Regions from separate parts of the Homo sapiens genome. Here all the other regions are linked to region 3. Evidence: read pairs that join two places in POLR2A ChIA-PET (ENCODE). Cell type or tissue: HepG2. All regions are shown on one strand. Each heading gives the region's core, and the rest is flanking DNA. Links, peaks and the distances in the headings are about the cores only.

What was found. Peaks named below come from ENCODE experiments on the same cell type or tissue, not always from the same donor. Only the 100,000 strongest peaks of a DNase experiment are listed, where the experiment ranks them.
Region 1: POLR2A ChIA-PET joins it to region 3 with 6 read pairs; 8 of 35 experiments call an interaction of 5 or more read pairs at or near these places.
Region 2: POLR2A ChIA-PET joins it to region 3 with 7 read pairs; 10 of 35 experiments call an interaction of 5 or more read pairs at or near these places.

Annotation. Positions count from the first base shown.
Region 1 is chr3:50,131,490-50,141,271 of GRCh38, reverse strand. SEMA3F-AS1 (SEMA3F antisense RNA 1) reads left to right here. Exons shown (of 4, transcript NR_135301.1): 2 at 4,704-4,815. Among named protein-coding and RNA genes, the nearest start is that of SEMA3F, 19 kb to the left of the region's middle. RefSeq lists enhancers at 1-472, 473-1,034, 5,405-5,996, 7,755-8,256. In HepG2, for the core only: no CTCF peak of the experiment used is centred there; no DNase peak of the experiment used is centred there; H3K27me3 peaks cover 2,594 bases.
Region 2 is chr3:50,119,763-50,129,544 of GRCh38, reverse strand. SEMA3F-AS1 (SEMA3F antisense RNA 1) reads left to right here. Exons shown (of 4, transcript NR_135301.1): 3 at 6,957-7,020. Among named protein-coding and RNA genes, the nearest start is that of RBM5-AS1, 24 kb to the right of the region's middle. RefSeq lists enhancers at 2,992-3,981, 6,005-6,505, 7,491-8,368, 8,369-9,247. In HepG2, for the core only: no CTCF peak of the experiment used is centred there; a DNase peak (open chromatin) is centred at 3,044; H3K27me3 peaks cover 565 bases.
Region 3 is chr3:50,198,151-50,207,932 of GRCh38, reverse strand. It overlaps SLC38A3 (solute carrier family 38 member 3), which reads right to left and starts at 2,662. Exons shown (of 16, transcript NM_006841.6): 1 at 2,585-2,662. RefSeq lists a silencer at 1,701-1,780. In HepG2, for the core only: no CTCF peak of the experiment used is centred there; DNase peaks (open chromatin) are centred at 4,372 and 5,882; H3K4me3 peaks cover 963 bases.

The DNA of each region.
Region 1 (9,782 bases), core at 4,666-8,665, 67 kb after region 3:
ATGAGAGCAAGTTTCTTCCTCACAGGGTGCCGAAAGGATCAAACTAGCCACCGAGCACAGATTGCCGGAGCAGCATCTAGTGTGTAGGGCGCAGGCTCCCTGAGTCACCTTTGTTATGACTTATCAGCCCTCCCCGGTAGATGACAGGGAGACGTAGACGCCATCACTGGGGCACAAGAGACTGTGGAATTGCTCTGTTGCGGCCCCAGGAGAGAGTGGGGGCGCATTTATCTTCTCATCCAACCGAAGGGTCCACTCAGGTTGGGGCAGTCCTCAACTGCCCAGCCTTGACCCTGTCTTCTGCCATTGCTTCTGATCTTTGGGCATCCAGGCCTGCATGGTGGCCCACCTAGCACACACGTTACACCCACCGGAGCCTCCACAGGCAAAGACAACATTACTGTCCTCCGCAGGACCAGGGCGGGTGGAGGAGGGACCAGCACGTGGGTTGTCAGGGGAATGGCAGGCCACCTGGGTCTCCTGGGCCCCCACCTCTCTCCTTCCTTAAATAGGACAGCCCCACTCTGGCTCTCCCACTCTGGCTCTGACCCCAACACCCAGCCCACAGTTCCTGTAAACAATTATGCACCAGGAGCTGTAGGGCAAGAAGATGAAGCCCCAGGTCAGCAGGGAGGTGTCCGGGTGACGGGGTGCAGAGGGTGCCCTGGGGCTGAGAGGGTGACTGAAGGAAGGCTGCCTAGAGGAGGTGACACTGCTGCTGGGCCTTAAAGGACGCATCACAGATATCCTGTCCTGAAGGATGAGTGAACAGTGGTGGGAGAGCCTGGAGGCATGCCCTGCCATGGTGTGTCCTGGAGGCCAGAGTGTGGTGCTGTCTGGGGCAGGACTCAGGCAGCTTCACAACCTCCTAGCGATGGGTGATAGGGTGAGGGCAGCGGCAGTGGCACATGAGCTTCACCTGGGCTGGCTCTTCCAAGGGCCAGGGGGGCCTGGACGGAGCAGCAGAGCAGCAGAGTGAAGGCAGACGTGGGCCCTCGAACAGTCCTTGGGGAGGACCCAGCCGGAGGTGCCTAGGCTAGGTGGGCAGGCTCAGCTGGCCCCAGGAAGCAGAGCTGCACGGAACCAGGGGCTGGGGCTGGGCACTGCTGGAGACTGCCAGCCTGGGGGGCCTTTGCTGCCTCTGTGAGGACTCTGTTGGTCGAATGAGACCCATCCTTCCCCGAGGGATGGGACAACCCATCTGTAGGACAAGCTGCTTTCAGGAGGGGTGGCAAACGGGTGCGCCTTGAGGCTTCTACGAGGGCACGAGGCCATAGGCCAGGTCCCTCTCATACCTTCTGCCCTCCCCAGTTTCCCAGCATCCTCCTCTGCACTCCTGGCTGCCATCCAAGCACACCCATGGAGGGTCCTTGTACAGGGGCAGGGCCTGTCTGCTTCCAAGGGGGCAGGGTTTACTCCTCAGAGTCCCTGCCCTAGTGCCCTAATTCATAAGATACTGAGGCCCAGATACTGAGGGAGAAGGCTGTGCCCAAGGTACCAAGGAGCTGAGGGCTTCAGCCTCCCAGGGTCCTCACCAGCCTTTCTCCCAGGCCCCCATGAATGAGCACTCCTAGAAGGAGGAGTGGGCTCAGGGATGGTCCTGGGCCATCCCTAACCCTCCCCCAAGCCCTGCCTGGGGATTCCCTGCCCCGATGGGCTGCGGCTCCTCTAAGGGCTTCTCTGGGAACAGATCTGCTGAGCCAGTTTGGGGGATAGAGCGGTAGGGGTGCCGTCAGGGGGTCAGGTGGGTTGTAGGCAGGGGCTCCAATCTCCCCCAGGAGCTGTCTGTGCTCCAGGTGTTAGGCAGGGCTCTTGGCTACCCCGCCCCCACCAGGTGTGGGGCTTCCAGCAGCCCAGAGGCCCCTTTGTCCTTTATCGTCTCTGCCTCCTTGGTGGCAGCATACAGATAAGCATCCCATTTGGGGCTGAAATTCCAGCCTGGCTGCCCATTCTACCACCTGGGGGGCTTGGGGCTGCCAGTTACAGCTACACCCTCTGTCCTGCCGTGGGACCCACCCAAAGTGTCCAGTCCACCCAGCACCTCCAGCTGCACATTTTCCCCAGGACCCCTCCCCAGCCTTCGCACTGGGACCTGCACCTCTCACCCCCTTGGCCGTAGAGGTGCATGTCCCCCTGCCTGTCCGTGCACACAGGCACGTATCTCATTACCCCCGGCCCTCTTCTTGATGACAGTGAGCCACTTTGACGCCCCTTCCCCTCCCCCTATTCACACCCCACAGAGTTGGGGCTGGGAGGTTCGCCCAGGGGCCCCTGACCTACCAGTGAGAGGCTGACACAGAAGAGCTGACCCCTGTGTGATCCCAAGGACCCCAGGGTGACCCCCAAAGACACGCATCCCCGAGACTTCCTCAACCACCCCTCTCAGGGACTCTCCATCTCCATCTCCCAGCCCCGTCTCAGCCTCTCTTCTTCCCTGTCTCCCCCTCCCCCCTCATTAAGCCTCCTAAACCCGCCAGCTCCCTGAAGCAGGAAATTGCATTCTGCCAAGATTAAATGGGCTTGAACGCCCTGCCTCTGCCCGCAAGGGAGGGGAGCTGAAAGGAGCCAAGTTTGCTGGGGGTGGGGTCCCTGGGACACTGAACCCCAGGTTGGAGAGGGGACTCAGAAAGGTGGAGTACTTCAGGATGGGGTAGGGCTCCCTGAAGGGCAGAGGGGAGAAGACAGGGTCTGCAGGGAGGCAGGGAGCTGGGGATGTTGGCCCCTCCCCACTGCAGGGGGAATGAGGAGCCAGGAGGGGAAGTCACTCTGTGGGGGTGGGGGCAGATTCTGATTAAGTGGGGGAAAGGGGGAAAGGGTGGAAGGAAATGGTGATTGGGAGGTGAGAGAGGATGCCTGTCAGGTTGAGACCTGACTCACAGGAAATGGGAAATGAACTTTGAGGGGTGTACTCTCTCTCCAAGGGGTGCATTTTGGAGTGCCCAGAGGGAGGGGCTGGTACACTCTCACTCCCCACTGGCACAAGGTCTAAGAGGAAGGGTACAGTCAGAGACCCCTGTGTACCCTTGGGCCATTGAGGAGCTCACACACAGCTCTACAGGCAGCAGGACCCCACAACCCACCCCCTGCGCTGTCAGAAAGTCTCCATCAGGATACAGAGAGCACTGAAGTCAGGCAGGGAGAGAGGCATTGAGGTCAACACCTCCCAGCAGAGGCCCAGATCCCATTGTCCACAGCAGCCCCACACTCCATAGACTGGGGGGACAATCATCCCCACTTCTCAGCTGAGAGAGCTCTGAGACCTAGCCAGGCTTCCCTCCCTCCTCTCCCCATCACAGGGCCCCCTAACAAGGCCAATTCCAGATGTGAGGGGAGTGGGGAAAGAAGATATGCCAGCCCCTTCTTTCTCCAGGTGGGCGAGGGCAGGCACAGCTGGGCTGTGTGGGCCTCAGATGGGCGCCTGAGTCTAGGTCAGGCCTTCAGAGCCTGGTAAAGCCAAGGGGACTGGAGCCAGGGCTGGAGGAGCAGGAGGGAGCACAGCTGGTCCCAGGTGGTCAGGCATCATCCCTGAGAGCACCTGTCCTGGAGAGTCATGGCCAGGGGTGACGATGCTTATGGTGCACCCCTGGTGTGAGAGCCTGTCCTTGCCATAGGGGTGGGGGTGGGCACTGGGACACTGGGAAAGACAGCTCGGCTCAGCCGGTGTGGTGGTGGGGAATGCAGGGCCGTGGGAAGAGTCTCTGAAGGGAAGCAAAGGCCAGAAAAGGAGACAGGTTGTCTGGGGAAGGCCCAAGAGAACCTCAGCCTGGCTGAATGCGGGCAGGCAGTGGTCAGCCATGAGGCTGGGGGCTCAGAGGTCCATGTGGTCATCAGGCAAGATTGGGGCAATGGACAGCTGCGGAGCTCATGCGAGCTCCAGAGCAGGGCTGAGGGGCTTCCTCCCTCACCTTCCCCAATCCCACCCCACTGAGGGCCCCAGCCCCACGGTCACTTCAGGCAGCCTGAGCTGGGCAGACAGTTTCCAAAGAAGGAGGCTGGGTCTGTTTTGGCAGCTGTTGAAAAGCAGGCTTCCCCTGCCCAGATGTGAGGGAACTGACACTGTGTCTGGGAGGAGTAGGCAGTGGGGCAGGTGTATGCCGGGCTAGGGCATCCGGGGCCACCCCAGCAGGCCCTGGGGGAAGATAATCCAGTCCCTGGGAATGGGGTGCCTGCTGGGAAGTGACACAGCTGAGTTCAGACCAGGCTGAGGTGACAAGTACCCCCTGAGTCTGCACCTCCAATGTTCCTGGCCTGAATGTCCTCTGATCACTCCCTGGTTGCATTCTCAGTCTCCAGGGAGATGTGTGGAGCCTGCTGCCAGTGAGATTTGAGCTGGCCTGTGCTTCAGATTCCTGACAGGCAGTGACCCAGGGCCCTGCCTTTGCCACATCCCGGCTGCATGTCCCTAGGCTGTCCGTGGTGGACAGGGAGTTCCCCCAGAACCTCTGCTCAGAGCTCCCTTTCATCCTCTTCCCCTGAGACCAGCTCTCAGAGAAAGCCTGAATAGACCCCTTCAGCCATAAGGGGCTCCTCCCAGGTCCTCATATAGCTTCCTGCTCTGGGCTGCAGTTGGAGACCCCTGGACCCAGCTAGCTCAGCTCAGGGACTTCTCCTCAAAGCCCCCAGCCCCTCCCTTGTATCTCACAACTCCTGTGGCCCCATCACAGGTCGGACCACTCTTTATCTGCTTTTTCCTCCTTTTCCAGGAGACTCAGCTCTGGGAGGACGGCCACCATCTCTGGCTCAGTCACATTTGGTCCCCAGATTCTGGCAACCCTGGGTAAAAGCTCAGTCACCTGACCTAGTGACGACCACAAGGTACATTTCCAAAGCTCTACGGAAAACTCACTCACTGCCTCACAGAACAGCCTGTGTGCCCCTCCCTTTCCCAGGCCCCAGGGTAGGGGGGTCAGGGAGAGGGGGTGGGTGGTGGACATGAGCCAGATATGGTTTCTGCCTACAGGGAGCTCAGAATCTTTCTGGAAGACAGGACTGGGAGCAAGGAAAGAGGCACCTGAGAGACCTGGGATGGGTGGCCTGTCAATGTTTCAAGAGACCAAGGTGGGCTGTTGACACCAGGGTTGCTTCCGGAGGTTCAGGGAGCACAGTATTGTCAGATGTGCTAGGAGGGCCTCCTCAGCTGCTCATCTTCAGCCCCGTCAGCCAGCAGCGGGGACCACCTCAATGCCCCCCAAGTACCCCCCATACTCCCAACTCTGGTCTCCTCTTTGTCTGTGTGCCGGGGTCACCTAAGCAGCTAACAGTACAGCATATATACCCCACCCCTCAGCAACCACCCCTACCCACGCTGACAGATCCCCTGAAAGCCTCAGCTCCATGCCGCAGGAACTGGGCCCTCACTCCCTACCAGGAGGCCCATTCTACCCCCCTGTGCTGGTGGAGAGCCCTGCCTTGGCGACCTGAATCAGTGCCTCCTCCCTGTGCCCTGGTTAGGCAATGCCGCCTGGCCCCACTGTCCAGCTCCCAGGCTGGGGAGATAATGAGCTGTGGGATTTTGGACAAATCTCCCGTCCTCTCTGAACCTTTGAGTTTCCCAGCTCTAAAGCTGGGATGTTCATGTCTTGACTGGCAGGAGGCTGCCCCAAGAACAAGGCCATATGTCCTGGGTTTGGGCTGGCACATCACACAGGCTATAAACAGCATGGGCCCTTCCTCCACTTCTTTTTTAAGTGCTTCCTTGGGAGGAAGACTTCTGGGCCTTGATACCTGATCCTGGAGCCCCAGGGACCCTGCTCCACTAAGACAGAGCAATTCAAGTTTCTTGATGTTGAATTCTTGGCTAGTCTAGGAACACTGGCCTGGTGGAATTTGAGGCCCGCCACCTGCATGATATGGATACATAAGATGTGGGGGGCAGGTTGCTGGCTCTGACCCTAAAGGAAAAACGGTGCCAGGAGTCTAGGCCGTGCCAGAACCTAAGCCATCAGGTGTTCGGGATGGAGCTGCCTCCATTCCCACCCTGCTGACCTCTGTCCTGCCCCAGCAGAGGGGCTTGCATCAGCCCTGCGCCCTTCTGGTCTCTCTCTCACTTGCACTCCTTGTCTGACTGGACAGGGTCTCCAGTGCTGCACAAGCCTGCCAGGGCCAGCCAACTTTCTTGGAGGGCCTGCCCCAGCTAGCTGTTGCTTTAGCTGATGCCAAGCACAAGCCAGCCACACTGAGAGGGGTTGACCAGATGCCTGCTGCTCACATGACAAACCCCCAGCACCCCTGACCCCCAGGACTTCAGCCATAGGGTCTCAAGCATGGAGGCCTTGGGGGAGCTGTAGTGGGGCTCAGGATCAGCTCCGTGATATTGGGAGCTCTGTGGAGAGCCGGGGAGCCACAGATTGCTGGGGGAAGAAGGGAGTCTGGCCTTCCTTGGGTTCCGCAACCCAAGAAGGTTATGAGGGACCTGGGAGATAAGCATCCCCCTCTGCTTGCCCAGCTGCTGGACCCCTTGCTGAGAGGGGAGGGAAAGCTCAGGACTAGGGTTCCCTACATGGGACATCCCCACACTCACCTATGGCTTGGGCTGGGCTCCCTCCTCCCCAGCCCTAGCCTGGGGCTTCTCTGGTTTGGGAGCTTGGGAGGAGCAGGGGTAGAAAGAACAGTGGGCAGGTGGTGGTGGGTGGGTTGGCACAGCACTCCTCCATCCTTGCCCCAGCTCTGGGCCCCACCACCTTCCTACCAGGGGTCCCAGTAACCCCTCCTCCCTCACCCTTCCCACCAGCTGGCAGCAGGACAGAAAAGAATTAACGCTGCCTACCATGGAGAACCTTGTGGCTTTGTCTGGGCTGGTGGAGCCTACAGGGCTGGTGGGAATAATAACTCATGAAAAGTGTCAAACACAGACTTTACTATCCTGCACGTGGGGGGGCTGCAGACCCAGGTGTTCAGGCACTTGTGGACCCTTGTGATGGCCTTGTGGGGCCTCGGTGGGCAGGCAGTAGGGACCCCCTTCCCCAGGTGGAGTGGACTCCGGGGCTGTTGTTCTGTAAAAGAGACTGGGGAGGACAATGCTTACCCCAAACAAATCATCTGGTCTCTGGGACATCCCTGCCTTGGGCAAGGAGGAGTGGGAGGTGGGCAGGGCCTCACCCAGGGGTTCTCTGTCGCCTCTCAAGGTTTGCTGGCTCATCTGTACCCCAGAAGGGCTGTAGCTATAGGGTCTTGGCCCGTGTGTCTAAGGGACAGGGAGGCAAGAAGTGACTTCCCTTTGGCTCTGACACCCATGTGATGGCCCTGTAGTCCTTGGCTTTGGGGAACCAGGTGTGGGGCTGTCAGAGTTACAGCAATGCTCAGCGTCCATCGTGAGATGGAAGGGCCCCTCCCTGACTGATGGGTAGGAAGGGAAAACATGCCCAGGTCAGAGGTGGGGGCAGGTGGGGAGGCATCCCTGCCACAGGACTCTCCCAGATCCTCCCTCCTTGAAACCTCTTCCCTGTGGGAGGTCCCATTTGTGGGAGAATCCGACTGCTAGAGACAAGTCAAGCGGGGGAAGAGTTACCTGCAGATGAGGACTGGGCAGTGCATGGCATCTGGGGCTCCATTGCCCCTAGTCCCAGCCTGCTTTGCTGGTGGGGTGGGGAGACAGGATGCATCTACCTGCCTGTCCTGGGCTGTCAGCTCCTCTTCTCCAGCCAGGAGGCAGGTGGGGGCAGGGAGGGGTGCTGGTCCTCATGAATTTACAATGCCTAGACTTCATGAAGCGGGTGCCCACAGACTGAGAGCTCCAGCAGGGGGAGGGGAGGTACTGGACAGTGTGTGCACCCCCTTTCCCGTCAGCCTTCTCAGAGGCCCTCTGTCCAAATCCGTCAACCTGGTGTTCCACTGAGCTAAGCTCCTTAGCACCAGGACACAGCATAAACAACATCTGTGCCCTGAGATCCCAGGGTCTGATCCCCAGTGTCCCAAGATCCCCAGATGAGCCCTGGGGACACAGTGGGGAGGACCAGGAGGACCCCTGCTGACTCTCCCTGCTCCTGCGTGGGCACAGGGCCACATTGGCCGCACCATCACCTGGACCTCCCAGGTGCGCTGGCCTCTGCCTGCCAAGAGATGTGAAGCTCTTATCTTTTCCCCATAGATAAGGGCCTGGGAAGGGAATGGGGAGGAAGCTGTCCTATTCTGGATCTAGTCTGGGTAGAGGAGTCAGGGAGGAATTGGCCCAAGTCTTCCCACCAGCCCCTCTGACCCTCCACCTCTGGCTGGTGGCTACAGGCCCCCCTCCCACCATCCTTCTAAGATTCAGAGAAGAAAGAAGAAACGAGGTGTCTGAAGATGAGGATTGAGGGGTGGAAATTACCTCAACTGAATTTTAAAAACCCCTGGCTGGTTGCCATAGTAACAGAAAGGTGCATCCCATCACCATGGCAACAGGCAAACACCGAGGTCTGCTGCTGGGATTGGGGATTTGGGATGTGGCCGGAGGGGGTTAACAGAGGAGGCTGGGCTTGGATAGAGCAGTTGGGGGTGGGGAACTATCCAGCCTGGGATAATTTCACCCCTACCTTTCCAGGGGGCAGAAAGCCAGGCTGGGCCCCTTCTCCCTGGTGGTGGAGTCACAGGAGAATGGATTGTTGGGAGTAATCCCCTAGCTCCCACCACCCACCCCTATCTGGCACCATCTGCAGCCTGGAAGCCTGGGGTGGAGTCATGAGCCTGCTTAACTGGGCTCCTAACTAGCCAGACCGTGGGGCTTGGAAACCATGGAACTCAGCTCCTGACCTCAGGGAGTGACAGGCTGGGAGTCAGTGTCATTGGTCATGGTCCTAAGAAAGAAGAAGCACATGACCAGGCTGGGCATGGTGGCTCACACCTGTAATCTTAGCACTGTGGGAGGCTGAGGCAGGTGGATCACCTGAGGTCAGGAGTTCGAGACCAGGCTGGCCAACATGGTGAAACCCCGTCTCTACTAAAAATACAAAAATTAGGTCAGGCACAGTGGCTCACGCATGTAATCCCGGCACTTTAGGAGGCCAAGGCGGGCGGATCACCAGAGGTCGAGAGTTTGAGATTAGCCAGGCTAACATGGTGAAATCCTGTCTCTACTACATATACAAAATTAGCTGGGCGTGGTGGTGTGCACCTGTAATCCCAGCTACTTGGGAGGCTGAGGCAGGAGAATCACTTGAACCTGGAAGGTGGAGGTTGCAGTGAGCTGAGATTGCACCATTGCACTCCAGCCTGGGCAACAAGAGTGAAACTCCATCCCCCCACCCAAAAAAAAAAAGAAAAAAAAGAAGCGCATGGCCAGAGATCAGCTCCATGTAATACCCTGAAGGCAGCTACACACACCTGGAGGGTTGCTGTATACACCTGGCCGGTGGCCACACACACCAGTATGGCCACACACCTGGAGGGTGGCTCCTCAAGGTGACAGTCATCTCCTCCAAGGACCTAGCCTCCAGGGCTAGAGGAGGAGATCTGTCCTCCTCCTGATTTGGTGTGAGGTCCCAGAGAGGAACAGAAAGGGTCCTGTTCTGCCACTACTGAGGATACTCTCAGGAAGCCCCAAACAGCCAGGCAGCCAGAACCATAGTTGACATTTGACAGGTTGTGGTTCAGGCTCAGGACTGACCTGTGGAGCCACTGGGTCCCAACTGACCCTCTCACACCCACAGTCCCCATGCTAGCGGCTGGACATTCAGGCTCACTGGCCCCATGGCCTGACATTCTACCATCAGAGTCAGTCTCTTGGGTTGCCCAGTGACGCCACAAGATGCTTGTTAGACACACCCGGGAGCATTGTGGCTCTTCCATTAATGCATTAGTGTTTCCGA
Region 2 (9,782 bases), core at 1,370-5,369, 76 kb after region 3:
TCACTCAACACCCCCTCCCCATGACCTCCACCTGGCAACCTTCAATTAACCTAAAATTTAGGCTTCAATCCCCTGTATGGCCTTGTACCATAGGCCAGGATGGGGGCTCAAATGTTCCTCATAGATAAGGAATGAATCTCTGGGTTGGCCACTCCCTCATTCCCTAGCTCAGAACACGCATTTACGTGCACCTCCATACAGGGTCATTCTCCGGGTACGCTTAAGCTATTGCTATCAGGTACGTTTACCATACAAGGTAGGGGGTGGTCCTGATCCCAGGAGGGAGTGAGGGCTTGGTGTACCCAGACTACTCCTCTTGCTCACATGCATGGGCACACACACACACAGAGACCTTAAGGAGATGGAGAGTGCCCACGTGGGCCGGGCACAGTGGCTCACACCTGTAATCCCAGCACTTTGGGAGTCTGAGGCGGGCAGATCACCTGAGGTCAGGAGTTCGAGACCAGCCTGGCCAACATGGTGAAACCCCGTCTCTACTAAAATTAGCTGGACATGGTGGCACACTCCTGTACCGTCAGCTACTCAGGAGGCTAAGGCAGGAGATCACTTGAACCCAGGAGGTGGAGGTTATAGGGAACCAAGATCACACCACTGCACTCCAGCCTGGGCAACAGAGGGAAACTCCATCTCAAAAAACAAAAAACAAACAACAAAAAAGAAAGTGCCCACACTCTCTGGAACTGGGGCCCTCCAGCCTCCATGGACTACTTGCCCCAAGGTGGCTGAGATCCCTGTCCAGAGCAGGAACTCTCAAGTTGCTCCCAAGCCAGGTTGGCCTGGAGCCTGTGTCGGTCTCCACCTTCACCCTCTCTCCCACCAGGACCATGCCATGTGGGGTGCATCCCCTGCAGCCCCAGAGACTACAAATGGTGCCCCATAGTAGCCCGGGCCTATATCCAAACACACAGGAGCACCTGGAACCTCAGGTGAGAGGTTCCCCAGAGCTGAGGACACACCCACGCTGGCTCTGCCCTGCACCCAATGGACCTGAAGGTTCTCTTGGAGAGCTTGGACAGGCGGCTCCCAGGCTGCCTAAGCCAGAGGGTGAGGGAGGTAGGGGCTCCTCCCTGGGCCTCCTTTAGGCTGACCCTGCTCCTCATCTCCAGCCATCAGCCCTGCTTGGCAGAGCTGGGCTGGATGCCTTGTGAGGAGTGAGGACTTCACCCTGTGGGCAGATTTGGAATCCATGGGTGTCCCCATGAGTCACCTGGACCCCAACTCCTGGTCCAGGAATGGCCAGAGGCTTGCTGGGTTCACCATCCATGACGTTTCCTTTTTGGTTTGCTTTGGGCTGCTTTGAAAGCCCTAAGGACTGTTGCTACGTGTGTCAACAACCCCACACTGGGTTCAGCAGTCATCCAGACTTCAGCAGGAATTCAGTGTGTCCTAAGGGCAGCATATACCCATGCCCCTAATACAAGACCTAACTCTGCCCTGGGTGTCTTATTTACCACATTCCCATACAATTTTCACTCGTGCCCTGAGTATATCGTATTTCTTTCTTTTTTTTTTTCCCAAGATGGAGTTTTGCTCTTTTTGCCAGGCTGGAGTGCAATGGCGCAATCTAGGCTCACTGCAACCTCTGCCTCCTGGGTTCAAGTGATTCTCCTGCCTCAGCCTCCTGAGTAGCTGAAATTACAAACATGTGCCACCATGCCCAGCTAATTTTTTGTATTTTTAGTAGAGATGGGATTTCACCATATTGGCCAGGCTGGTCTCGAACTCCTGACCTCAGGTGATCCACCCGCCTCAGCGTCCCAAAGTGCTGAGATTACAGGCATGAGCCACTGTGCCCAGCCTAGTGTATCATATTTCATCATGTTCTAGATGCCATGTATACATCCACGACCCAAGGACAATATTATGTCTTGAGAGCACCAATGTTTACCCACATTCCACTGGCCGAGAGCCTGGGAGACATACATGTATCCTTCCCCCGATGCCTGTTTACCCCACACTGGCTGCTTTCTTCCTCTGGTCTCTCTTTTTCCCCACGTGACAGAGCTGGCTGTGTGTGTGTGTATTAAGAGGTGACCCTGCCCTGGCTTGGGAGCGAACCTCATGAAGGTCCAGGATGTGGCCAGCACTGGGGTACAGAGCCTACTAATGCTCAGGCCCGCTGAGGACAGTGTCACCCTCCCTGCAGCAGCACTCGGCCTCCTGCTCATGGAGTGCCCAGACCCTCCTGTTGTTGGTTCTGGCACCTAGAGGGGGAGATATTTAGGGGATAAATGGAGGGGAAGGTGGGCCGGCCCATGGGAACCTGTCCTAGGTTGGGGACAGGAGAGCCCTGGGGCCTATAGCAAGGAGGCTGGAGTACCTCAGTACCTCAGAGGGGTACCAAGGTGGCCCTCCTGCCAGCCTGGCTCCAGACCCAATGGTCAGGGTAGTCTTGGTTTGGGAGCTTCCTGAAGTCACCAAGACCTGGAGAAAGTCAGAAGCCAGGGTGGCAGCAAGTACAGAAGGCCAGCTGGCCTTGTCCCAACAGACCCAGCCGTGCAGTGCAGACAGGCAGCATCGAAACAGGCTGGGCAAGGGGTAGGGGGGAGCCGCCTTGGCCAGGGTGGCACCTTGGAGGCAGCCCCTTCAGGATCCCCGGCTCCTGAGCCCTGTCCCATCCCGACCCCCTCCCAGGTAGAGCCCAGGAGACCTACACAGTCAGGCCTCCCCCTACCCCAGCCCTGAGACTCAGCCCGCCTCTGGAAGCTCAAGTCCTGCCTCAGTCTTCTGCTCCCAGGACAAAGGTTTGGGCTGGGCTCTGGCCTATCATGCTTATCTCATCATAAATATTTATCAGGCTCCAGGGGCCAGGCCTGCAGCTGGCTTGGTGATGGGGGTGGGGGTGGGGGCAGATGCTGCCGAAGGATCTCAAAGCCCATCCCTAATGAGGGGACTGTGAGGGGAGAGTGCCACCTGGGCCTTGGGCTCCTTGGGGAGGGAGGACAGATGGACAGCGGGACAGAATCAGAGGGAGCCTCAGGGACTTGGGCATAATCCAGCAAGCCAACCTCCCCATGCACTCCAGGAATGTGGGGGAGGAGTCCGAAGAGGCCAAGGCTGTGGGAGACAGGCGGGCTTCTCCCTGGACTGTCCTCCCATAGGACATCCTCGAGAGCCGTGCTCCCCACCCTCATCCTTCCCCCAGATGGTGCCCGCACTCTGTGCTCCCCCTACATCGCCCTCCCAGAGCTGCGCTCCTGCAGATGCGCTGTCTGTTCCTGCAGAGCTGTGTCCATGAGAAGCCATGCCCCATAGGGCCCTCTCCCCTCTTCCCACCATCCCTTCTGACCCCACACCTTCCTCCCCAGAACTGTGCTGCCCCCTACTCTGCATCCCTCAGAGTTGTGCTCCCCACACATCCAGGACTTCACCCTCTGTGAGCCCCTTTCCTTGCCGAATGGGACTCCTGATCACAGGTACTGGAAGCCCCTGGGGTGAGCAGAGCAGACTTCCCATGGGAAGTCTGCCAGCACCTGGGTTCTAGCTCTCCTGTGAGCTTCGCCACAGCACCCCCCTCATTGGCATGCTGGGGGACCCACAGGTGGAATCAAAGCTCTGCTCAGAGCTGAGCTGCACAACAGCAATCTGGTAGCCTTTGTTTCCCCAGTCCTGGGGGCGTAGTGGAACTAGGGGCAAAGAGGGTGCATTTTGGGGCCTAGGGCCTCCTCCTCACTGCCACAGGCAAGCGCAGCTGTAGATAAGGGGGGATGCCTGAGCTAATGAACACCCCCAGTAGATAATGAGGGGCTGTGGGGGAAGGGATGGCCTGAGGCACAGCCTGGGCGGGGAAGGCTGCCTCCCAAAGCCCAGAGCGCTCATTAGTGGAAGCCTGGGGGAGAGGCAGCTAAGTGGGTCAGCGCCCCTCCCCCAGCCACCTGACCGGTATGGGTGGAAGGATTGGCAGCCCATTGTCCCCCAGTGAAGTCAGTCGCATTCTGAGTCCCTTCTCCCTCCAACCTTCCTCCCCAAGCCCCTGCTTCCAACCCCCACAAACCCCTTGCCCCCTCAACCCCCTTCCCAAAGCCCCGTGTTCCTCAATCCTCTTCTTGAGCCCTCAGCTCCCAACCCCCCAAACCTCCTGCCCCTCCAGCCCTCCTCCTGGAGCTCCTGCCCCCTAAGCCCCCTGTTTCTCTAACCCCCCTCCCTGAGTCCCCTGCCCCTCACAGAGCCCCTGTCTCCTTCCACGGACCTCCCACTCTGAGCCCTTTTTCCTCCCTGAGACCCCCTTGGTGGCCCCCTCCCCCCCTCTGCACACCCCCCGCCCCAGGTGCCGGCCTCTGAGCCAGCCTCCCCAAGGCACCCTCCAGACTGAGCCACACCTGGGAGAAATTGAAATCTTAGACTCTTCCCTACCCCCGCCAATGAAGCAGACATCCCTGTCCTGGCCACGAGGCAGCAGAATGCGGCTGCGGCTCCGCTGGGCCAGGCTGGGGGCTGTGCCAGAACAAGCATCCAGATGTGGGGAGGACACAGCGGCAGGACGGGGGGTGGGCACGCAGCAGCTCGGTCCAGTCTCTTCCATCCCCATCCCCTGCAGCCAGCGGCCCTGGGCATCCACTCCGGGGTCTCAAACTCCCCCTTCTTGTCCCATAGTCATGAAGATGAGCATCCTGGCAGATCTGTTTCAGGAGTGCGGTGGGCAGGGGCTGGGGGAGGGGATCTCAGAGGCTGGGCCTTCTCTGTGTAGGGTGGTCCAGAGAGGCAGGGTCTGCCTGGGTCCCCCTTCAAAATCAGGGTAGAGCCAGATGAGGACAAGATGCATAGTCTGTCAACTCTCCCCTCCAGCCCTATGCCCCTGTCTTTGGCCAGCCTCCTCCTTGATCAAGGCCTTCCAGGACTCCCTGTTTCCTGTCAAGATCTCCTTCCCCTGAGGCTCTGAGGCACTTCCGGACCTGTCCAGCTGGTCCCAGGGCAGAGGGTAGAATATGGATGAGCCTGTGCCATCCTTGATGTTGTCAGGACACAGTTCTGGGAGGGGATGAGTGAATGTCCTGGTCCCCACCAATCCCCACCCCAGCCCCAGTCACCACAGCCTGACTAGTCTGGGTCTGGCTGCACAAGAGTTAATCTCAGGGTGTCCCCCCCCCCACCACGTGTGCACAAATTCCAGGAACACTTTCCATTAAGGACACTCTGAGCAGATTTCATTTCATTTACATTAATAAGAACCAGAAAAATCTGCAGGGTGGGGGTGGGGCCGGGGCCGGGGCCGGGGCCTGGGCCGGGGCCAGGGCGGGGTTGGGGGCGGCTCGGGCACGTGTGCTGCTCAGTTTGTCTGGTAGAGGCTAAGGGGCTGGGGCTCCCGGCCATAAGAGGAGAGGCCCAGCCAAGCCGGTGCCGCCGATGTGCTTGGGGGAAGGTAGATCCATCCAGTCTTCAGGGATTCACGGTGGAGGGAGGAGGCAGAGCCCAGCTGCTTCTGGACACTCCTAACCTGAGCAGGGTGGCAGGCCCAGGTCCTAGGGCCTTCCAGGCGGAGGGGATGGCAGAGCTAATAGGATGCCAGCACATGGAAATGACTGGATCGGGGACTGGGGCCCTGGGTTTGGATGAGATGGGTGTGGACCTCAGCTTCCCAGTCTGTCAGGGAAACAGGAGAGGCTGCTCCCTCTCCTTCCTGTCCTCACTGCAGGTATGGCTGCAGGTGTTAGAAGGGAAGGTAATGAACCTTGAGCCAGTCTTAGAGACCATGATGCCCCTTCCTCAGTCTTCCCTTCCCCTCTCCAGCTCTGCCAGTGAGCTGAGCCATGGCTGGCAGACTTGGACCTGTTCAGTGAGCTCAGAAGCCTGTTCTGGGTGGACACCCCCAAGATCCACCCACCTGAAAAGGGGAAAGCCTCAGAATGACATTGTGTGCACAAGGGTGTGCCTGCTGGGTGGCGGCTTGTGCTCTGCCACGCTGTGACCCTGGGGGCTCCCTCTCCCTTCACAGAAGGCTGCCAGACCAGGTTTCCTTCCTCAGGGGTAGCAAGAACATCTGATTCCTGCCCCCTCAGGAGCCAGGTTCACTTGCACACTTGCTCATTAATGTGTCTGGCTTGTGTGTGCTCTTCTATATGCCAGTGGCTGGGTGGGGTTATGCACAAGTGTGCATGCTTCACACACCAACCAGGGAGGGGGTCTGCAGGATCTGGATGTAATGCCACCTCAAATGTCAAGGGTGATGGGGAAGCATGCATGTTGCCTGCTGCAGCCGGATGCCTGAGGGCTGGCCTGCATTGCGTGTGGGTGCGTACACATGGCATGCTTATGAGTGCAGAGGATGGCTCCTCAGCCCAGGAGTTGGGGAGTAAGAGGAAGGAGAAGAAGCCCCAGCTCTGGTGCCTCTCAGGATTTGGGCTCAGCCCTGTCTTGCTCCAGGTCTTACAGATTGAGGCTAGGCGCCCTTAGGTGGTGGTAGGCTGTGCTGGGCCAGGGGGCCCTAGGCTGAACCCAACCCTGCAGGACAGGCTGGGCAGGGCTCCCACACCTGCACCTGACCCTGTTCCAGGCCCACACTAGGGGATGGTGGGGGGAGGCTTAATTACATCCATGAATCATTCTCAAATAGCTCCTGTCCAGCCAGACTCAGGATGGTGATGCCCGCCCAGAGCTGAGAGCCAGGGGCTCCTGGAGCCTCCGTTGCACATAAAAGCAGCAGAGGACGCGAGCAGGCACCCTAGCCCCTCCTCTCTTGGCCACCTGCCTCGGCCTCCCCCATTGGTGTGCAGAATTCACCCCAAGATCAGAGGCCTATCTCAGCACCCGTGGGTAGCGCAGAACCAACTCCTCTAGACCTGGCGGCCCCATCCCACGTTATCTTGCCCCCTCAGCCTCCTCCGTCCCCTTGTGGCTGCTGCAGACTCCTCCAGCTTCTCTTTCCAGCATCCTCTAGGCCTCACTTTGCCTCTGGTTGTCTTCACCTGCCTCTCCCTGTCTTTCTCCTCTTTCCTCAGGGCACTGGGAGGCATCCCAAGACCCAGCTCACTCCAGGGCTGGACCTCAACCTTGTACCTGCAGGTGAGACCCAATTCTACTGCACTGGAGTGGTGATGGGGCAGCAGTTGCCAGCAGCAGCCCAGTCCAGCAACAGCTTTGAATCTCAGTTTCCTCTTTAAATGGGATGGCAGTGCAGCTTGGACTAAGCAGGATGGGAGGGCCCTGCCCCTGGCTCATACCTTCTGCTGGAAAGTTCTGTCTGGCTGGGTGTGGCCCACCCTATAGGGTTCTGACCTTAACCCAAGTCCATGAGTCCACCTCCCTCCTGCCACCTTCTGGGAGACTGGGGTGAAGGACTACAGGCATCCCCTGCTTCCATCTGGGAGCCCTGGACAAGCTGGGCTCCAACTCCCCATGGGCTGTAGGGACAGAAGCTGAGAATCTGATGCTCTAGCAACAGTGCTTCTGTGAGTCAATAAGCACGTGGTAGGGAAAGGGAGTGAGAGGCAGAAATGCACTTTATCGACTGCAGAAATTATTTACCTGGGTCAGAAAGAATTGCTGAGAGGGAAGTGCCTACTGTGCACAGGGTCAGCCTGGCTCTTGCCCCATTGGGCGCTGTGGGGACGACTTCCCCATCTAGCCAGAGGGGGTCCCTGGGGGTCAGAGACCCTCAGGAACTTGCAAGGCAGGCAGACTTGGCACCTGCCTGACTCCAGAAAGTTTCAAGGCCGAAGTTCTAGCCAGGTCTCCTTGAGTCCCAGAGACGTGGAGAGAGCCCCTGGGAACCTCCAGTACCTCAGGACTTGGTGGGAAGTCCTCTCCTTACCACCACCTATACCAGCCTGGCTGGAAAGATGATGGAATGCTGCCACCTGGTGGCCACCAACAACACAGTACCCTCCTCCAGTATCGACTGTGGGCAATCTTCCCCCACACCCCACCTGTCCCTGAGGGCATTCATTCCTCCGGAATCGGGGTGGCTGGGATCTGGGCGCCCTTGAGACCCCCAGCCAGACTATGCATGCCTGGGGAGCTTAGCTCAGGCCGGGATGCTCATCTGGGCTTTGAAACTTGTTTGATGCACAGCCATGACAGCTGCTCCTGGACGGCCCTCAAAGCCTTGCACGTTGTAGCAGCTGTCCCAGCCAAGGGCAGTCTGGACTTGGGAATCCTTGGAGGCTCCTTCTAGTTCAGTAAGAGCACCGTTCAAATTCAAGATTTGGGTTCCCCTGATTGAGAGGATTGCACTACTCTCACAGCATCTCAACATCACACAGGACTAAGAGGAATGGTGGCCCTATGGGCAGCACACAGCACATTTAACCGGGCTTGGGATTGGAGTAAACCCTGATGGGCCAGTCAGGAGGATGCTTGGGATCCTAGTGCTTCCAAACCAGAAGGATCACCCAAATATGGTCTTGCAGGATACCTGGGCCCAAGATAACAGCCTGTCAAACCTCAAGGACTGGGGCCATCAATTTAGATGCAGGGTGAAGGCTGCAGTCACCTGGCTAGGTATGCTGGTAACAGGTGAGGCCAGAGGAGGGAGCCTCCATCTCTGAGGAGCTGGCTCAGACCCTCACATTCACAGGAACCCTCAGCTTCATGTTCATAGGAAAGGCCACGCTGGTGTTGACAACAGATGCCGTGGTCCACAGCACACATGGGAGAGCCTTGAGCAGCTTTGACAGGTAACTCTAAGCACCAGCAGTGTGGGACAGGTTGAGGTGCCCTTCCGGGTGCTGGGAAGTCAATCTGAGGCTGCTAGAGGGCTGGCTCCTATTAATGCCTGGCCATGGCTCCCCTAGGGAAGACGCTTCCACCCAACCTTTGCTGAGCTGGGTACATATAATTAAGAGCTTCCCAGATCCTATTCTGGGTATGCTCACCTGGAAGAGCTTTCCGGGCCGGATGTCAAAAGGGTCTAATTAGGGTACTCAGGACTGCTGCTCAGGTGCGAGGAACACCAGCATCACCCTTGATGCCGTGAGGGCTCTGGAGGTGAGGCCAGTTTCTTATCCAACTTCTGTAGACCAGATCTGTGACACACTCTCCACCCCAGCTCTGGGCGCTTGGGCCCTCATTTGTGAAGTTCCCAAGCCTTACTCTGCAGAAACCCAGGCTTGGGGCTTCTGCATTTGCGTCCACCTCTCCCTAGCCAGAGCTGTGATTAGGCTCAGCTTCTCCAAGGCACTACCCTACAGGCCAGGGTGAGGACCTCCTGAGCATTTTCTATTCCTTAACGCCCTGCCCGAAAAGAGGAAAACGTGACCACCCACAAAAGCAAGTCTAGCTTCAAAAGTAAACTGCAGAGAAAAGGCCACCTTAACTGCATGCCCAATCTGTGGAGCTTAAGCACTCAGTTTGGCCAGATTGGCAATGTGAGCAACCCATCACATCATCTGGTCCCAAGAACAGCCTGAGATCCAGGTATACTTCCTGACCTGGTCAGGCATGGTCTTCTGGGTCAAAATGATGTTCTCTGCCCTGTGGAAGAGTGCTGAGGACGAAATACCCATTCAAAACAGAAAACTCTCCAATGCCCCCAGGACCTCCTTAGCAGCTGAGAAGATGCAGTGAGTGGAGTGCTGCCAGGGGGAGATGACCTCCTCAGTTTCTCCATCGCAGCAGAGGGTGGACCAGGTATCACCTGTATCATGGCCAAAAGCAGGGAGGATCTGCCCTGCAGAGCAGTGACAACTCCACACTCCGGCATGTGTGGAATAAAGTCTGTGGAAACTAGAGAGGTGCAAGCACTCATGGTCACTTTGGTCTTAGCAGAAAAGCTACTAAGTTACCATGATTTCCATGAAGAGTTTTAAAACATGCTAAACTTTTTT
Region 3 (9,782 bases), core at 3,832-7,831:
AGTCGGAGTGACCCCCATTCCCAGCAGCCATGCACGTGTGCAGACGTGCTGGCTGAGAGGCTGTGTACAGGACGTGGCCCGCAGAGCGGAAATTCAAAACCAAGCCACCCCAGGCCACTGGCCGGAAAGCCCCTCCTGCCCAGCAGCTGGTCCTTCCCTTTGGCCCCCAGAAGCCCCGCCTGGTCCTCTAGAGCCCCACCCTGTTCTCCTATGTCTGTCCTACCACCCAGAGTCAAAGGCCTACCCTTCACCCACTAGACAAGAGTGTACCCCGGGCACACAGTAGGTGCTCAGCAAATGTTAAATGAATGGAATGGCCGGGCGCGGTGGCTTAGACTTGTAATTCCAGCACTTTGGGAGGCCAAGGCAGGCAGACTGCTTGAGGTCAGGAGTCCGAGACCAGTCTGGACAACATGATGAAACCCTGTCTCTACCAAAAATACAAAAAAAATTACCCAGGCTTGATGTTGCACACTTGCGGTCCTGGCTACTCAGAAGGCTGAGGTGGGAGAATTGCTTGGGCCTGGGAGGCGGCGGTTGCAGTGAGGCGAGATTGTGCCACTGCACTCCAGCTTGGGCAACAGAGTGAGACCCCACCTCAAAAAATGAAAAAAATAAAAAAAATAAACGAATGGAATGCATTTGAGGCCCTCGGCAAGCCCTCTTACCTGCTCCAAGTGAGGCCTGGCCCCTGGCCATGTCTACACTAAAACATCCTCCCACTGGGTCCCAATTCTACTATAGCATAGACTGCACATTCCACCTCAGCTTTCTGTTCACAGAGACACCAAAACTGCACCTCCCTGGTGGCCCACCCCACACCACTCCCCTCCAAATATGTTTCCCTCTCAAACTGGATGCTTGTCCTCACACCCAGCCCAGACTTCCAGGGTGTGTCCAGTTCAGCTTAAAATCCTTCTCTGACTCAACCCAGAGACCATGAACCACCCAGCCAGTCTTGTTGTGCCTCAGTTTCTCCAACTGTCCAGGGCTTCAAGGCTACTTGCTAGGGCAGTGGCACAAGGACAGGAGCAACCAGTTGTCATGATCTGGCAACCTGGAGCCCTGGACTGGTGTGGGGACCATTTGTGACATGGGCCAAAAAAACCAGCACACAACAAGGAGTGGCTTGAGAAGCCAGCGAAGACATGGGTCCCATGGGCCCAGGCAGAACAAAATTCTGAGATACAGACTCCTACCCTCCCCAGAGATTCAGCCCCCTGCTCCCAATGTCAAGAAATCAGATTCCCATTTCTGGTTTCAGTCATTCCAGCCCTCTCAGAGACGTGCCAGGCTTGGCCTCTTCCAGTCCTGATCCCTCCCGTCAGTGATGCTTCTTGCAGGAAGGGTACCGTGGCTGTGCCGAATTTCCCCCATTCAAAATGGAACCATCTTTGGGTCTCTTTAGCTTTCTATCCCCCAGACTGAGAGCCCCGAGGGATGTGCTTCCTTTCCAGAAGGAAATGAGCCCCATCCCAGACCTTTTACAGAACAGAACAGGAAGGGGTGAAAGGTCCAAGGGCCTTTTCCAGGGGCAGCTCTGTGGCCAGAGTCGGTCATGGAAGAAAGGACAGGGTTGGCAGGCTGAAGGAAGGATGGGCATGAGTGGGGAAGTCCTCCATGGTGTTCCTCAGGGCTCAAGAGCCTTTGACTTAGCCTTTCTCAGACCTGTTTGAGAGCCCATACCTGGACTCAGGACTCAGGTCCCCGTGGGGGGAAAAGGGCGGGTCCCCGCAGGTCCCTCCCCTGGCCTCCCCCTGCCTGGGTGTAAACAAACGCACGCATTTGCTGTGGCCAATCGAAGGGGCCAACCGGGCGGGGGCGGGCTCTTGCAAACCAAGTCTTGGTTCCTTCTCTCCGCCGTGCGCTGCGCGGGCTCTAACTTACACCCTACCCAGCGCCAGGTGGGGAGGAGCTCGCACGGCGCCCCGGCCTCAGGTCAGGGAGCCACTCGCGCCCTGCGCCCGCTGTGCCCGCTGGCTCCTCTGCAAATGGCACCGGCTCTGGGACCAGCATGTACCCCGCGGCCCCTCAGGCGGCCCGGCCCGATCTGCCCTCAAGCCCTTGTCCGGAGCAGCCGAGATAAATATACCCGGATTCCCATCGTGCCAGCCGGGCTGCTCTGCCTGTCAGGCGCCCGTCGGGGCAGCGCTCCAGGGACTGCTCCAGGCCCCTCTTGGGTCCTCCCCTCGGGCCCTCTCCAGCCTGCCCCATGGGCCCTGCCTCAGGAAGCCTGTGGTGTGCCGCCCGAGCCCCCAACAAGGCGTCCTGTGGTCCCAGCCCCGGGTGCCGCCGACCTCCTGCTGTACCTCGCAGCCCCGCCGAGAGGCCCTAAGGCGACGACGTGTCCCTCCCGGTACCCCCAGGGCCCTGCTTAAGCTCGGCGCTGAGTCCCGACTGGCAGGTCCCCAAGACCAGCGCCTGGAGCGCGCGGGGCTTTGGCTCGCCGGAGGCTGGGGCGCCTGCCCGGGTCAGGACGGTAGAGGAGAGCTGCCCAGAGCCCGGCTACGGACAGGAGGGTGGACAGTAGGGCTCGGCCCACCCGATTCCCCTGTGCGGGTGGGATGAACTCCCGAAGCGGTACCTGGCCTCGCGGTTGGGAACGTGCGGCGCTCCGCTCGGGCCGGTGCGGTTCGCTCTGCTCCCGGCTGAACTCGGCTGCAACAGCGACAACAGCGACGCGGGATGAAGGGCGCCCGGCCCCGCCCCCGGCCCGCCCCCCGCCCGCCAATCCCTGGCGGCCCGCGGGAGGAGGGGCTGGTCGGGGGAATGGCGGGGGCCGGGGCAGGCCGGGAGCAAAGGGGCGGCCTGAGCGTTAGGGAGCCCCTAGGTGGGAGAGCAGAGCTGCCAGAGGGACTCCGTTGAGTCTTGTGGGGGGAATGCTTCAGTCCAAAGCAGATTCTCTCTGAGGTCTGTGGGTGTCACATTAACCCCTGAAATGCTTTGCCCACACCCCCCAAAGCCAGAAGGGGAGCTTCCGCCAAGAGGACTGGCAATGCATAGCCTCAGTGAGAGATGCTTGAATGGGGGACTTTCAGGCGACACTCAGGCAACAAAATACCTCTTCTACCTGCCTCCCCCTTCCCAACCAGGGGTGGGGTGGGGGCGAGGGTGGGAGGGCTTCTTATATCAATTCTGTCTCCACCCCAGATATTCAGAGGAGGCTGAGGCTGGAACACAGAGGGCAGGGGCAGTGAGGTCAGGCAAGGAGTAAGGCTTGGCTTGCTTGAGCCTCACCTGGGGCCCCCCGACCATGACCCCCGTCCTTATTTAGAAGGTGTAGGAGACAGCTGTCAGCCTGTCCACAAGAAGGGGGCTGGGACTTGGTGTCCTGGGGACAGACAGGGGTTTTAGGATGGCCCCGTTCTTGGCTGGGGGCTCCTTATCCCACCCCTGCCTGCTTTCCACACAGGCCCTTGGTGCTCAGAGACGGGTGGTGGGTGTTAAGGTCCCAGGTTCCACCAGTAGGAAGCTGGGGGAGATGCTGACCTTCGGGGTGAAGTGGGGGGGTTCTCAGAACAGCTGTGCCCCTTGCTTCTCAGTCACTGGCTCTGATCCGATTAATCTCATGGCCTCTGCTGTTCCTATTCAAGCTGGTCTTCTCTGTGTCATGCCTGCCCCACTTCCCAGTGCGGGGGGAATGCCCTGAGAGGACATACCCGACCCTCCCCTGCCCTGGGCTGGGAGTCAGGACTCCAGGATTTTCTCCTGCTGACTCACAGAACCACCACAGCCAAGCCCTGGCGTACCTTGGTTTCCCTCTGTGACATGGAAATGGCTGTCTTTTCTCCTGAGGGGAATGAGTGGAGGGGAAGCTGTGAGACCGGGCAGGGGACTCAGCTCTGGCTGGCAGGGCTAGAGAGAAAGGCATTGGGATGGTGGCAACCCCTGAAAACCTCAAGCCACTCGAACTTCTGCCTTGCTGGTGGCTGGAAAATGGGAAAGGGCTGCCTTTCACTCCTGGTCTGGGGCTGATATCATCCTTAGATCAGAGCTCACTTTGACTCCCACCCTCCAAATGGGCATGGTTCTGCCATGGGACAGCCATATAGAAGAGGTGCTGACGAGGGTCTCAGGCCTGCCTCCCACCCCTCAACCTCCCACTTGCAGACACCCTGGATGCTCACAGGAGCTATCTGCAAAGGGCTGGTGGCTCCCACTGGCAGTTCTTGAGGGGCCAGGGCTGGCTCAAGGTCACCTGGGATATGGGTGTTGGGGTCCTCAATCTAGACTGGAGGAAGCAGGGGCTGACTGGGCTGGGCTGCTGTGGGAGGCCCAGAGGAGGGTATGATGTGGGGTCCCTGGGTCAGACCAGTTGTGGCCAGGCTGGGGGAGGGGCTGACTGTTTGTTGTTGCTAGGCCTGGGCCCCAGCCAGGGCAAACACAGCTCGGAGGCCTTTCCCACCACCTGCCGAATCTCCCAGCCCAGCCTGTGGTGACCGGACAGCTGGACAGCTAGGATGTGGCTCTGAGAGCTGCCGGTCGCCTTCTTCCAGAGGCTAGAGGGAATGTCCATCCAAGCAACCACAGAGTTGCAGGCGGCCCCTTGGGATGGAGAATGGGGGAAGCTTTATCCCAAGCTTCAGCCCAGCCTCCGCCTCCACTGCCCCATCTCTGAAAACGTAAACCCAGGCCTGAAAGACTGCCAGACCCATGCAGCAGAGCTCAGGGCTCCAGGACCGCTCAGATCCTCCTTCCAGGGCCCCAATAGCCCTTGGCTCTCCTTCTTCCTTTCTAGTCATGAACTCTCAGCCTCTAGCTAGGCTGCCTCTTCTCACCATGCCACCACCTCTGCTAACATGCTATCCACACAGTGCCCCAAGACCATCTCCAACAGCAATGCCCCATCTTCGCCTCCAACCTAGCCCTTCCAGAGCCCAGGATCTGTGTCCCCTGACTCCTCAGACCCCCTGCAGCTCCTGCCCCCACACCTGGCTGGCCTCCCTCATATCCGCCCACCTGCTCCCAGCAAGCCTCTTCACCTCCCCCGGGCTTGGCTGGCCACGCTGCACACGTTCCTGCTGTTCACAGAACTTGCTAGCTTTCATGCTCCTGTGCCTCTGCCCTCGTGCTTCCCAGGGCTGAAGGTTCCCTACCCTGTTCCACCTCCTTGGCAGACTCCTACTTGTCCTTCATCACCCTCATAGAGCACCTCTGAGAACCCTGCCTGAGTCACTGTGAAGAGCCAGCTAGTCCGACACTTACTGCTCTTGCTGCTCTTGTCACCCCACCCACACAGCCCCAGCCCTAGTGTCTCCAAGCGCTGTCTCCAGGTGGTCTAGATGGGAAAATGCCTGCGAGGTTGGAGGGCGCAAATCAAGGAGAGCCTGATGGCAAAGCAGCCCACAGACTTGCTCTGCGAAGGGTAAGAAAGGCACAAGCAAGGGTCAGGAGGGGAAGGGCACTGTGGATGGAGAAAGGAGCTCGGCCAGAGGGAAAGGAGCCTGGACGTAGGGCTAGCCCTGGTGGGCGGAGGGTTGCGTGCAGGGCAGCACGCTCCTTCTGGGCTCATGATCAGGGGTTTGAAATCCTCAGGAGAAGGTGGTTCTCACCCCCACACCTCAGGGTCTATTACCACACCCTAGCTGCTGACTATGCCCTGCTGTTTGGTGCCTGGGAGGCTCCTCTTTGGGCATGAACAGGGCTTTAGTATCACAACACAGTGTAGAAGTATGGAGGGGACCCATAGGCAACCCTCTTATCCAGCCCTTCCCCGGCCTGGGCCCCCAGAGCTGGTGACCTCGTGGCTAAGGCCTGGCCCCCACAGCCATGACATGCCTGCTGTCTCTCTCCTGAGATCTGGCCCCCAGCTTCTCTGGCCACTGAAGCAGCTTAATGAACCCTGGTCACATGGACTATGCTACTGCCTGAGGGGAGGGCCCAAACCCCTAGTGGCCACCCGGCCAGGCCCTGACGTCAGTGGCATTAACCATCCACCAGTCTTGTCTAATCTCTGGTCGGTGGCCGGGCCAGGTTAGTCCCGCCAGAGCCAGAGCTGAAGGCTGTGGGGGCCCTCAGGGGCACCTTGAGGTTGCAGGCCAGGCAGGGATGGTGGTGGCTAGAGGTGACCACAGTAAATGCACCACCTACAAGACTGGGGTGTGGCCACTGTGCTGACTCTGGGCCAGTGCTCTCTGATCCTCTGCCCTGGACTGTGAATCAGGCATCAGGCACCCATTGATCCTGCTCCTTAGCGTGTAATTACACTGGTATGGTGAGCAGAGCTAAGCAGGTTTCAGGCTGGGAGACTCAGGGCCCCTCCACACTTGCTGGCCATGGACAGGGCAGTTTGAGGCCAGGCAGCGTCCCCAACTCACAGGATCCAGGAGTACCGACCCTGAATCCCAGACCCCAGGGTCAGAAGCATATGTGGGGCGGGACCCCCTGGAGGGCAGGGTCCAGCCCCTGCATGTTGCTGGGGCTCTTCTGTCCCTTGCCCAGGAATGCCGGGGAGCGCCTTACCTTTCTGCCAAGACAAGGTGGCTGTGCAGAAGACCCCACTAAGTCACCTCTCCTGACAGCTTCCTCCCTCTCAAGCCTAACACTTCCAGCTCCTCAGGGCCTCCTATCCCATGCCCACTACCTCCTTCTGTCACTGCCCGCATCCCACCTCACTCTAGCAAACTGTTTGGGGAGCAGGTCCTTAGTAGAGATGAACAGCCCTGGCTCAGCCAGGCCAACAGCACCCAGCAGGGGTCTTGCACCACTGGCTAGATCGCCCCCATGCCCAGGCTTCTGAGCAGCACCAATATCACTGCCCACATGTGCACTGGACTCCCAACCCCAACCAGTGTTCTTCCTGTGCTCAGGCCTGGGTGCCCTCATGCTCCCCTTTCCAGCCTCCGACAGGCTCACAGCTCCCCACCACCTGGACATTGAGGATGATGCCTACACTTAGCTTTCTGCCCAGCACTGAGTATCAGTCGGCCTCCTGGACATCTCCCCCAAGCACTACAGGTCCTGCAAATTCAGCCCATCCAACACCCCTCCACAATACTGGCTTAGTGGGGGCGTTGCCTGTGCTTGGTCAACCGCTCAGACCCCAACCCCTGTCACTGAGCCCCTTGCCTTGTAGCCCTTGGTTTTGTCAGATAACGGAGACATAACCTATGCCTCATGGGGACCCGAGCCACACTCCTCTCCTCCTCCACACTCACACTGGTTCCAGGAAAAATATGTGCCCCTATATACATGTTTTAATGAAAAAAATATATATATATTTTTTCTTTTTTTTTCTTTCTTTTTTCTTTTCTTTTTTTCTTTTTTCTTTTCTTTTTTTTTTTTTTTTGAGACGGAGTCTTGTTCTGTCGCCCAGGCTGGAGTGCAGTGGCACGATCTTGGCTCACTGCAAGCTCCGCCTCCCGGGTTCACGCCATTCTCCTGCCTCAGCCTCCCAAGTAGCTGGGACCACAGGCACCCGCCACCACGCCTGGCTAATTTTTTGTATTTTTAGTAGAGACGGGGTTTCACTGTGTTAGCCAGGATGGTCTTGATCTCCTGACCTCGTGATCCGCCCGCCTTGGCCTCCCAAAGTGCTGGGATTACAGGCGTGAGCCACCGCACCTGGCCAAATATATATATATATATTTTAGACAGTCTCCCTCTGTCGCCCAGGCTGGAGTGCAGTGGCACAATCTCACTGCAACCTCTGCCTCCTGGCTCCAGCAATTCTCCTGCCTCAGCCTCCCTAGTAGCTGGGACTACAGGCATGTGCCACCACGCCCAGCTAATTTTTGTGTTTTCAGTAGAGATGGTGTTTCACCATGTTGGCCAGGCTGGTCTCGAGACCTCAGGTGATTCTTCCCCCTCTGCCTCCCAAAGTGCTGGGATTACAGCCATGAGCCACCACGTCCAGCCTTAATGAAAACTTTTAATAATTATTTTTTCAAGAAGCAGATTTTGAAAATGGTATTGGTTATTTTTGTCTCCATTAAACCCAGGAAAATAGAATTATAAGAAATTCTGGCCGGGCACAGTGGCTCACACCTGCAATCTCAGCACTTTGGGAGGTGAGGCGGGCAGATCACCTGAGGTCGGGAGTTCAAGACTAGCCTGACTAACATGAAAAAAACCGGTCTCTACTAAAACTACAAAATTAGCCGGGCGTGGTGGTGCATGCCTGTAATCCCAGCTACTCAGGAGGCTGAGGCAGGAGAATCGCTTGAACCCAGGAGGCAGAAGTTGCTGTGCGCCAAGATCACGCCATTGCACTCCAGCCTGGCCAACAAGAGTGAAACTCCATCTCAAAAAAAAAAAATTCTGTTTAAGTTATAAATAAAATATTCAAGCTTAAAATAATGTGAGTTTTAACATACCTACTTTTACAAGTTTTTTCAACTATTTAATGTTCTGGAAAAAAATTAACCATTAAAAATACATAAAATGAGTTTAAAAGGCAACCCACGGAGTGGGAAAAAAATTTGCAAATCCTATCTCTGATAAGGAATTATTCTCCAGAATATATAGAGAACTTCTAAGACTCAACAACAACATTAAAATAACTCAATTCAAAAATGGGCAAAGGACTTGGACAGGCATTTCTCCAAAGAAGATATACAGATGGCCAATAAGCACAGGAAAAGATTCTCAACATCACTAAGCAGTAGGAAAATGCAAATCAAAACTACCAAGAGATACTACTATTAAAAAAGAAAAATAGGTCAGGTGCGGTGGCTCATGCCTGTAATCCCAGCACTTTGGGAGACCGAGGCGGGCGGATCACTTGAGGTCGGGAGTTTGAGACCAGCCTGACCAACATGGAGAAACCCCGTCTCTACCAAAAATACAAAATTAGCCAGATGTGGTGGTGCATTCCTGTAATCCCAGCTACTTGGGAGGCTGAGGCAGGGGAATGGCTTGAACCCAGGAGGTGGAGGTTGCAGTGAGCTGAGATCACACCATTGCACTCCAGCCTGGGCAACAAGAATGAAACTCCGTCTCAAAAAAAAAAAAAAAAAAATTAGCCGGGCATGCTGGCATGCAGCTGTAGTCCTAGCTATTCGGGAGGCTGAGACAGGAGAATTGCTTGAACCCAGGAGGCAGAGGTTGCAGAGCCGAGATTGTGCCACTGCACTCCAGCCTGGGCAACAGAGCGAGACCCCATCTCAAACAAAACAAAACCCAGAAAATAACAAGAGTTCACAAATATGTAGAGGAAGGGGGACCACCTGTGCACTGTTGGTGGGAATGTAAAATGGTACAGCTGCTGTGGAAAACTGTTCCTCAAAATATTAAAAGTAGGCTGAGCGCAGTGGTTCACACCTGTAATCCCAGCACTTCGGGAGGCCGAGGTGGGCAGATCACTTGAGGTCAGGAATTCAAGACCAGCCTGGCCAACATGGTGAAACCCCATCTCTACTAAATACAAAAATTAGCCAGGCATGGTGGTGGGTGCCTATACTCCCAGCTTCTTGGGAGACTGAGGCAGGAGAATCACTTGAACCCGGGAGGCAGAGATTGCAGTGAGCTGAGATCGTGCCACTGCACTCCAGCCTGGGCGACCGAGTGAGACTTCATTTCAAAAAAAGGGGTCAGGTGCAGTGGCTCACGCCTGTAATCCCAGCACTTTGGGAGACCAAGGCAGGCGGATCACCTGAGGTTGGGAGTTCGAGACCAGCCTGACCAACATGGTGAAACCCCATCTCTACTAAAAATACAAAATTAGCCAGGTGTGGTGGCACATGCCTGTAATCCTAGCTGCTTGGGAGGCTGAGGCAGAATCACTTGAACATGGAAGGAGGAGGTTGCAGTGAGCCGAGATCATGCCATTGCCACTCCAGCCT